Regions from separate parts of the Homo sapiens genome. Here region 1 is linked to region 2. The links are chromatin contacts, found by Hi-C or POLR2A ChIA-PET in ENCODE. All regions are on one chromosome and are shown on one strand. Each heading gives the region's core, a stretch centred on a gene start or an enhancer-like site at or near the end of the contact. The rest is flanking DNA. Distances are from core to core; before and after follow the strand shown.

Region 1 (4,298 bases), core at 510-3,009, 93 kb after region 2:
TGGCATCTTTTCACCTGGCTGTAAGCAGAAAGTCCTTGATCTCCTTAACTTTTTGAGGCATGGCAGCATGTGAGGCAGGGAGAGGACACAGACCCACACAGCAAGTGGTGAGAAGCCAACAGTGGAATTGTTTTCTTAATTCCATTTGTTGATTGTTTATTGCTAGTGTATAGAAATACAACTGATTTTTGTATATTGATCTTGTATTCTAAAAACTTGCTCAACTTGTTTCTTAGTTCTAATAGTTAATTAATTGATTCCTTAGGGCTTTTTAATACAAGATCATGTCATCTACAAATAGAAATTGTTTTACTTTCTTTCTAATCTGGATGCCATTTATCTTTTTTTCTTGTCCAATTGCCCTCACTAGAACCTTTAGTACAAAGTTAAATAGAAATGGGAAGACTAGACATTTTGTCTTGTTCCTGATCTTAGACATAAAAACGTTGTCTTCCGTTATTATGTGTGATATTAGTTAAGTTTTTCATAAATAAACTTCACAGTTTGAGGAAGTTCCTATTCCTAGTTTGTTGAGTGTTAGCATGAAAAAGTGTTGAATTTTGTCCAATAGTTTTTAAAAATTTTTTTAGACAATCATGTAGGCTTTGTCCATTTTTTACTTCTTTAAATTTATTTTTATTGATACACAATAGATGTACACTTTTTAGGTACATGCAATAATTTAATGCCCCTCACTATAAATTCGGAGCTGCCTCCTCGCCGATGATTCCAGCGCCTGACAGCCAGGACCCCAGGCAGCAGCGAGTGACAGGACTTTTTAGGTACATGCAATAATTTAATGCATTCATATAAAGATCAAATCAGTGCAATTGGCATATCCATCACCTTAAATATTTGTCTTTTCTTCATGCTAGAAACATTCAAGTTATTTTCTCCTAGCTACTCTGAAATATACAATAGATTACTGTAAACTACAGTCACCCTACTCACCTATCTAACATTAATTGATTTTTGGTAAACTAATCTAATCTTGCTTTCTGGCATCAACCTCACTTGACCATGGTGTATAGTCCCTTTCATATGTTATTGGATTCAATTTGCCTACATTTTGTTGAGAATTTTTATCTATACTCTTAAGAAATATTGATCTGTAGTCTCGTGATGTCTTTATCTGGTTTTGTTATCAGGGTGATACTGGCCTCATAGCATGAGTTGGGAGATCATCCTTACTCTTCTATTTTTTGGAAGAGTTTGTGAAGAATTGATATTATTTCTTCTTTAAATATTTATTGGGTTTTTAAAATACATTTTTAAAATGCAACTTGGGTAGCATGTCCAATAGGAACAAATGAGTGTCCACCCTTGAATTTCATAACCCTGGAATTAATCCATGTAATCTATGATCCACAACTGTATTACCAAAGTTCGAGTTACTCATAGGAAAGAGAAAGAAGTTCTCTAATTCGTCCTTAAAAGTTTTCCAAGTTCAGAAAAAAAAAATGTTGAAGAACACGAATCTCCGCAGGAAATGATACTCCTGTACCCCCAGCTCGCTCTCCCTCACGACCCCTCGCTAGGCGGGGTTCGGGACCAGGTGAACGCTGATCTGATAGTTGACACGGGACGACTGTGGCATCATCCTTGCTGCCGTCAATATCCCGAGAGGGAGGAGGTTGGGCCGGGAGGGTCTCCCGGGGCGGGGCGGAGGAGGAGGGAATGCAAAACAGAGCCTCGTCCCCGGAACCCAAGAAGCAGCAACGCCCCTCACTATAAATTCGGAGCTGCCTCCTCGCCAATGATTCCAGCGCCTGACAGCCAGGACCCCAGGCAGCAGCGAGTGACAGGACGTCTGGACCGGCGCGCCGCTAGCAGCTCTGCCGGGCCGCGGCGGTGATCGATGGGGAGCGGCTGGAGCGGACCCAGCGAGTGAGGGCGCACAGCCGGGACGCCGAGGCGGCGGGCGGGAGACCCGCACCAGCGCAGCCGGCCCTCGGCGGGACGTGACGCAGCGCCCGGGGCGCGGGTGAGTCCGCGCGGACCGCCAGGCATGCTTGGGGGACTTCAAGGGCGGGGTGCTAAGTTTCATGTCACGGTGTCCTAACTGCTGGCTCTATACTGGGAAGCTCTCGGGGACCAAGGAAAGAGCGACCGTAGTTCTGGTCAGCGCCTGCCCCTGGAGCTGGCCACACTTTCCCAAATCAGGTGAGGGGCTTCTGGAATGGGAGGGAACAAGGTAGGTTTGTTTGCCACGTGCCTCGAAATTCTCAATCCATTTTAACCAAACTCTTCCGAGTGCAAGGAAGAAATCTACAGAAATAAGATGCAATTCAATAAACTTTCTTCCTGAGGCTTTTAGTTAACTCTTGTATTTTAGCCATCATCTGAGCGGGAAGCCGGTATGACTCTGCAAGGCGTTCGTTTAAAAGTTGTGCTACTTTTGAGGTGAAGTTAAGAGTGTCTCCATCCACGCCCTCTGCTTCCCAGTCAATGTCCCTGCACTGCTCACGTCCCTTTAGCTCTCTCCCTGCAAACCATAGCGGTGGGTCCTAGACACGGGACATCGCTCCAACCTTGGCCAAACTCTCCCACCCTCAGGGTTCCCAGATGTCCTTTGAATAATCAAACTGAGGAAGGAGAAGCAAGATGTCTCCACACCCCAATCCCTACAGCCTTAGCCAATGCATGTGTGTAACTGAGACAGAATTTTAGCAAAAGGTCTCCTGCTTCCAGGACTAAACAGAGCCTCTGGCAGGCCACTGCCCGACACCCAACTCCATCCTCCAATTTTCTTAAATGTCCAGGTAAACATCTCCATAGTGCCAGCCTGCTATAGTCTCCCGAAGACCTCAGCAATTCTTCCCCAAAGCGTCTCCTTCTGCACCGTTTTTTTCTTTGGGCAACCATTTGTGACCTGGCTATTGAGCCCACCTGGGCCTCTTCTCTTTGTTTGCTGATAGCCTCGTTAAGTATTAAAAACCTACTCCCCCCCTTCAGGAGCCCTCTTTTAATGAAAGTTTGGGTACTGGGATCAGATTTGGGACTTGGCTACATTTATTTCCTGTGTCATTCTGAGAAGAGAAAGTAATAGAGGCAAGAAATTTGGCACCCTATTGATCTATTTTATTACTTTGTTGAGCAACTTGTGCTTCCCGCTGAAGATGCTGCATCCCAACATGATTCTCTTATTATTAGTTACCACCTGAGGGTTTTGGATCTCCAGGTGTTTATTTCACATAGCATATGCTTTAACCCCCTTATAAGTCTTCTCTAAGGAAGAAACTGCCATACTTCCCTTGTCTTCTCCGGTGTTTCCCTAGCTATAAAGGCCCCACCTGCATAACCTGTCCTCAGGCTGTGATGTATTCCCGGGTGCCCTGGTACCTTCTCCTTCCTCTCCACCACCCTTCCTGACAGTGCAGGGGCAGGAAAGCATGGGGAGAAGGGAAATGGAGACTCCCACTTAACTTGCTGTGTGATAGTAAGAGCATTATTTCACAACTCTGAACCTCAAGTCTCTGCCCATAAGGTTCCCTCCAGTGATATAATTCCTTAATTTCTTTTGTTTTGGTTATTGCTTTAAAATAAAAGTCTAAGCTTAAGGCTAGGTTATAGAAACTGCCCATCATAATTGCTAGGTCTCAACATTTGCTTAAGTTTTGTGATTCTTAGTTTCAAGTCTGTTACCCACTCTCTCTCCCCGCCACCTTTTTTCCCCCTGACTTCATTGTTCTTTGTTCCCATCCTGAGGCCTTGATTTCTGGTTCTGCTCTTCTTTGACCTTAAACTGAATCAACTCTTCCATCATCCAACTCAGAATAAAATTGGTTTTCTTCCACCGGTTCCACTGATGCCAATGGAAGACTTGTCTTCCTTGCGATTTGCAAAATGTCTTTCAGTCACAGGTGCTGCGGCAATGCTGCTGTCCCACAGCATTCTAAGCTTCAGTCTTTCTCTCTCTTATCGTGGGTCAGTATTCAGAAAAGGGCAGATTTGTGGGTTGTTCAGGTTTCTCACTTTTCTTTTTCTTCTTTCTAGTTTGGGATCAGAGTTGTGTGAGTATTTGTGTATATAATTTTGTTTTGGTTTTTTGTTCCTGCTGCTACTTACGACTGCTGTTATTATTTCAATTATGACTAATTAATACTAATGACTAATTTTCCCCTATGCTAGAGGGAAAATAAGGAAGAAAAGTTTACTCTGCTACTTACCCAAAGCCCAGGTAAAATGCTTAGCTGAGAAGGAATTTAAAACTCATAGTTTAAATGCATGATGCATGTCTGCTGTCATTTTATCTGTGCTGCCACAGTGTCCTTTCAAGCAGATAACTGAGAGTTGCT
Region 2 (4,689 bases), core at 958-3,457:
TACAGATTTAAAAAGGAATTAAACATTGTTTTAGAGCTAGGTTGGTTTCCTCTTCCCCACTTCTATTGTCAGTGAACTTACTCTGACTGGAAAGGATAGCACTGATGTCAAGGAAAGCAAACAGCACCCACTCATGTAAACAATCTCATCTGTAATTCATTAACCCTGCTACCCTCAGCCTCCCAGGAAAAGTGTCTCATTTATTAGCTTCCAATCCTAAGTTCATGTTTGTCTTTCAGTTCTGGGACATTATTGAGCAGTACAGGAAAGAGATGTTCAATTACTGGTGACATTTTTTACGTGGAGTTGCCAGTTTACACCAGTGGTACAGATTGTTTACTAAATTATTTTCACTTTTGATGGATTAGATATCTCAGACTCCTCATTATTTATATTTCTTACCCATTGAAGAAAGTAGAAAAACACATATTACTAAGGTACCCCACTCTTTCTCATTCTACTATCTAAAACAAAAGAAGCAGAGACCAAAATAGCAGTGGCAACTGGAAAACAGCAAGGCCTCCCACAGCCTGGGATACTATTGGTATTTGAGACAACTCTCGATGGTATGCCAGACAATATCAGGTGGTACTCTAATCAGGCAAATAATGGTATCAGAAACCTATAATGAGAAAATTATTTTCTTTTCTAATTTGCTTCAATCCTTTAATTTCTTCAGTAAAGAAAGTCTCATTTGGGGGCTAGCCTTTAATATCTAATGTTTTAACAGAGAGAAAGCAAGCTTCAGGCTTAGAACATTTGGTAGTCAACAACATCTAGCTAGAACTTACCAACGTTATTATTTTTTCATTATCTCTTTATGGCAATTGATACTGATGGTATAGTAGTGATAATGAGATTTCTCTTTGATAAATTTTAAAAGTAAGTTGTTTTAAGAAAAAAATGTTAAGTAAATAATAGTACAAGTGATACATGAATACAGTAAAAATCTCAAAATGTGAATACAAATAAAGAAATTTTGAAAACACTGTTAGAGAAAAAGAAAGATTTAATAACAACTTAGTCCTGAAGTTAGAATTCACTCAATATCGGTGAGGGTTTGTGTATGGGCTGTGTGTGTATATGGATGTATGTGTATATAGGAGGGGAGCTGGAAGTTTTGAACTTTCTGTTTCCCATTTCCACATGCTGAAAAGACTATGTTATTGTCACATTTTCCTCTGTGCAAATATATATGCACACATTATATGAATATATACACATACAAAAACACATACCTGCACATATTTCAGAGATGTTTGGTAGCACCGGCTCTCTACATTGCTAAATTCTGTTTTTTAAAACTGGATGTGTTTGTGCCTAATATATACATCTTTTTTTTTCTTACTATTTACAATCATATTTAATCCTGAAAGTTCATTCTGAAATATCTGTCAGTTCTTTCAATTAAATGTATTATACAGTTTCATGAACATTATGTCCTTGACTGTTTCTGTTTATTCACCCTCTAGATTGCCTTCTACTTAGAATTTTAGGCTTAATAAACTCATTTTATTGAAGTAAATGTGTCTGGAGATTTTGTTCTTCAGGAAGAATAGAGGTAATTAGGATTTTGTGTGTAGGAATAGAAGAGCCTTCATTAAACTCAGTAGTCTTATTCAGCTGAGATTAATGGCTAAAAATTATATTTTGCTGCAAATTATTTATATTTCTTATGCAGTCATGCAAATTATATTATTTGTTAATTTTACATAAAACAACTATGTAGACAGATAAAGATGGGGCATTTATACTTATGTAGAATCAAACATTTCTTTTTCAGTGTTGAAAACTGTAATAGTAAAGTATAATTTTTTCTAAGGATTATCACTTTGCTAATTTTTCACTTTCTGACATTCCATTGCATCTCCCAGCAATTACTGACACATTTTCCACTGGAAATGTTCTCACTAGGTTACTAAATGCAGATATTTCCTAAGGCACAACATATTTTTTTCCTTCCATGGATTCTTGAATTGGAGATAAAATTGTTGTGGCATTTGAACACAAGTTACTGTGTAAATAGATACCTTCTAGAGTTGCTTTTGGATTATTGAAAGTAATTTCAGTTTTCACTCATTATCATTAAAAAAAAAAAGAGGATAGTTTTGCCACATGTGCATAAGCCCAGAAGGGATGCTGTAAACTCTGAGGAAATCATTAGTAATCAGCAGGGCGCAGTGGCTCATGCCTGTAATCCCAGTGCTTTGGGAGGCTGAGGTGGGCGGATCACTTAAGGTCTGGAGCTCGGGACCAGTCTGGCCAACATGGTGAATCCCTGTCTCTTTTAAAAATACAAAAATTAGCAGGGCGTGGTGGCACGTGCCTATAATCCCAGCTACCTGGGAGGCTGAGGCACAAGAATCACTCGAACCCAGGAGGCAGAGGTTGCAGGGATCTGAGATCATGCCACTGCACTCCAACCTGGGTGACACAGTGAGACTCCGTCTCAAAAAAAAAAAAAAAAAAGAAAGATTAGTAATCGCGTAGAATAAACAGATGTACACTTTGGCAAGCATTGAATCTTATAAAGACAAAAGAAGTTGGTCAAGTTTATTCTCATGTTCAAACTTTTCATGCTTTGGTACAAAGCACATTTTGCAAGGCACTTTTTTTAGGCATAATAAATGTGTTTTGATATTGAATCTGTGTTTTGAATGTTACAGCTGTAATATCCTGGGACCAGGAATTACTTGTTACTCATCATGTAGATATTTTTAAGCAAATACTCAGCAACAACAACAAAATAGTATGGCAATCATGTATTTTTTTTGTCTCCACAGACATTTTTTTTTCACTTAAAGGACAATTGACATGGCAAAAGCATATCATTCAGAGAATTCTTTACCTGTAAAATATAACTTTTTCAATTAAATTTTTAAATATTATATTAAAGTATAACTTTTATGACAGTCTATTAAAGAACAAATTAAATGCTTCTTTTTAACAAATTAAATGCCTCTTTTTACAACTTACAATGTAAATTTTTGCATTTATTTTAAAATCCAGTTTTTCTATATGCAGCTATCATAACCTATTTTTGTTTTTCAGATCATTTTGCAACTTAAGATTCACAAATATTTTAAGGAACAAAGAAATATCATTTTTGGAGTAACTAACAAAACTGCTGAATAAGAAAGTACTTTTTAAATAAAAGAGAAATTTTGTAATAAAGTCAGAATCATATAGACATTAAAATAAAGCTGAATACTGTCAAAGCCTGTCACTTTCTCTTGGCATTAAGATAACAATGGAAATAAATTAAATAAACAGACAAAGATGGTCCTCAAGGCCATGTCAGCAGCCAATAGTTTGAGGCCCTTATATCTGAAGACAGATTTTCTAGAAAGAGATGTAATGGAATTAACTTGGCATCCAGATATCTTCCAAGAAACTTTTGCTCTTAAATCTTGCTATAAAATTAAAATCAAATTGCAAGTTGAAATACTAGTTAAAATGAAAGAAAATCCCAAAGGACTGGAATTGGCTCAACCTATGTTATTGTGAGGTTTTGCAATGCCATTTTTTACAAATATGAGAAAATAATTTTTCAGGGCTGGTAGAAGATAGAACATTTTGTTTTACATTATTTATCTGCTGTTGAAAAGAAGACTTATTCCAAAAGATTACAAAAACTATTATAAAGCAAGGGTAGTGCCAATATGAATTATTGCTCCAGGCATTTAAAGCTATATTTGGGGAAGGAAATCTTTACTTATTTTATCCTGTTAAGAAAAAAGATTCAATATAATCTGAAGTGCCATTTGATGTGGAGTCCTCTTGCAAATGTGTGCTGTCAGGCTGCTTTTTGTAATTACTACCTACCTTCTTGTCTTTATCACAAGCAGATTTTACCATTTTTCTTTTCATTTTTTTCTTTTGCATGTGCTGTTTAATCACATGCTGATTAGCATTTTAATAGTTCAAAGTCAGGCTCATGCTTCCAGTTCAAGATAGTTGACTAGTATGGGCATTTATCTCTCTTCCATACCAAAATTTGATTAAAATAAAATTTTAAATAATAATAGCAACTAAAACAACGATAGCTAATTTCTGTTGAGTACCAACTATGCCAGGCACTCTTCTGCGTGTATAGCATTGAATTCTCAGGATCTCCCATTTTACAGATATAAAAGTAGAGGCATAAAATAGTTAAGGAACTTGTGTGGAGTGGTAAAACAGTAATTGGAGGAGCCAGAGCTTGAATCCGGGCTTATGAAGTGAGCCCCTATGCTGCACTGCCAGTTAAGATATGAAAAAAGAGAAGAAATCATTACATGTAATGAAAGTAAGAGTGGCCCCTTCAGTTGATGAAAATTTTGGAGAATTTCTGGGAGACAGCAAACAGATTGGAGAAAATACAATCATATCAGGAGGAGAGAGCTATGGAATATTTAATCTAAGAAATATCTACAATACACTTAGACTAACTAGCCATCATCATGCCCCCAAAAATACAATGCAGCTGCAGAATTTTTCCTAACCCTAAAGCAGCCTACTATATTAGCCAGGGTCCAACCAGGAAATGGAAATGAAGTATTTACCACAGGCAGAATTTAATACACAGAACCAATTACCCAGGGGCTGGTGCTGCTGAGAAGCCACACTGGGGATAGAAGGCAGAAACAGGAAGCAGGATGGAGTTGGTATCCCTGAAGACAAGGGGTCGGGTCACTCAGCAGCAATTTA

What was found. Hi-C counts contacts between places; a loop is a spot of excess contacts on that map. ChIA-PET counts read pairs that join two places held with the same protein, here RNA polymerase II (POLR2A). Pooled maps may share reads with other maps.
Region 1: a loop to region 2 is called in a map of PC-9, with 2.7 times the contacts of the local background. The contact joins the promoter of AGTR1 here to the enhancer-like site in region 2. A Hi-C loop is called at or near these places in 3 of 168 maps with a recorded cell type or tissue (HepG2, PC-9 and sigmoid colon) and 1 of 50 pooled maps. POLR2A ChIA-PET finds 5 or more read pairs at or near these places in 2 of 52 experiments (HepG2 and Panc1).

What each region holds. Positions count from the first base shown.
Region 1 is chr3:148,696,144-148,700,441 of GRCh38, forward strand. AGTR1 (angiotensin II receptor type 1) reads left to right here and starts at 1,760. Exons shown (of 3, transcript NM_000685.5): 1 at 1,760-1,984. It also overlaps the pseudogene RPL38P1.
Region 2 is chr3:148,602,229-148,606,917 of GRCh38, forward strand. No RefSeq gene overlaps it. Among named protein-coding and RNA genes, the nearest start is that of AGTR1, 93 kb to the right of the region's middle. RefSeq lists an enhancer at 86-230 and a cis regulatory region at 152-165. Within about 2 kb of position 2,208, at least 2 of the 41 ENCODE cell types and tissues checked have a DNase peak (open chromatin) inside an H3K27ac peak, as active enhancers do.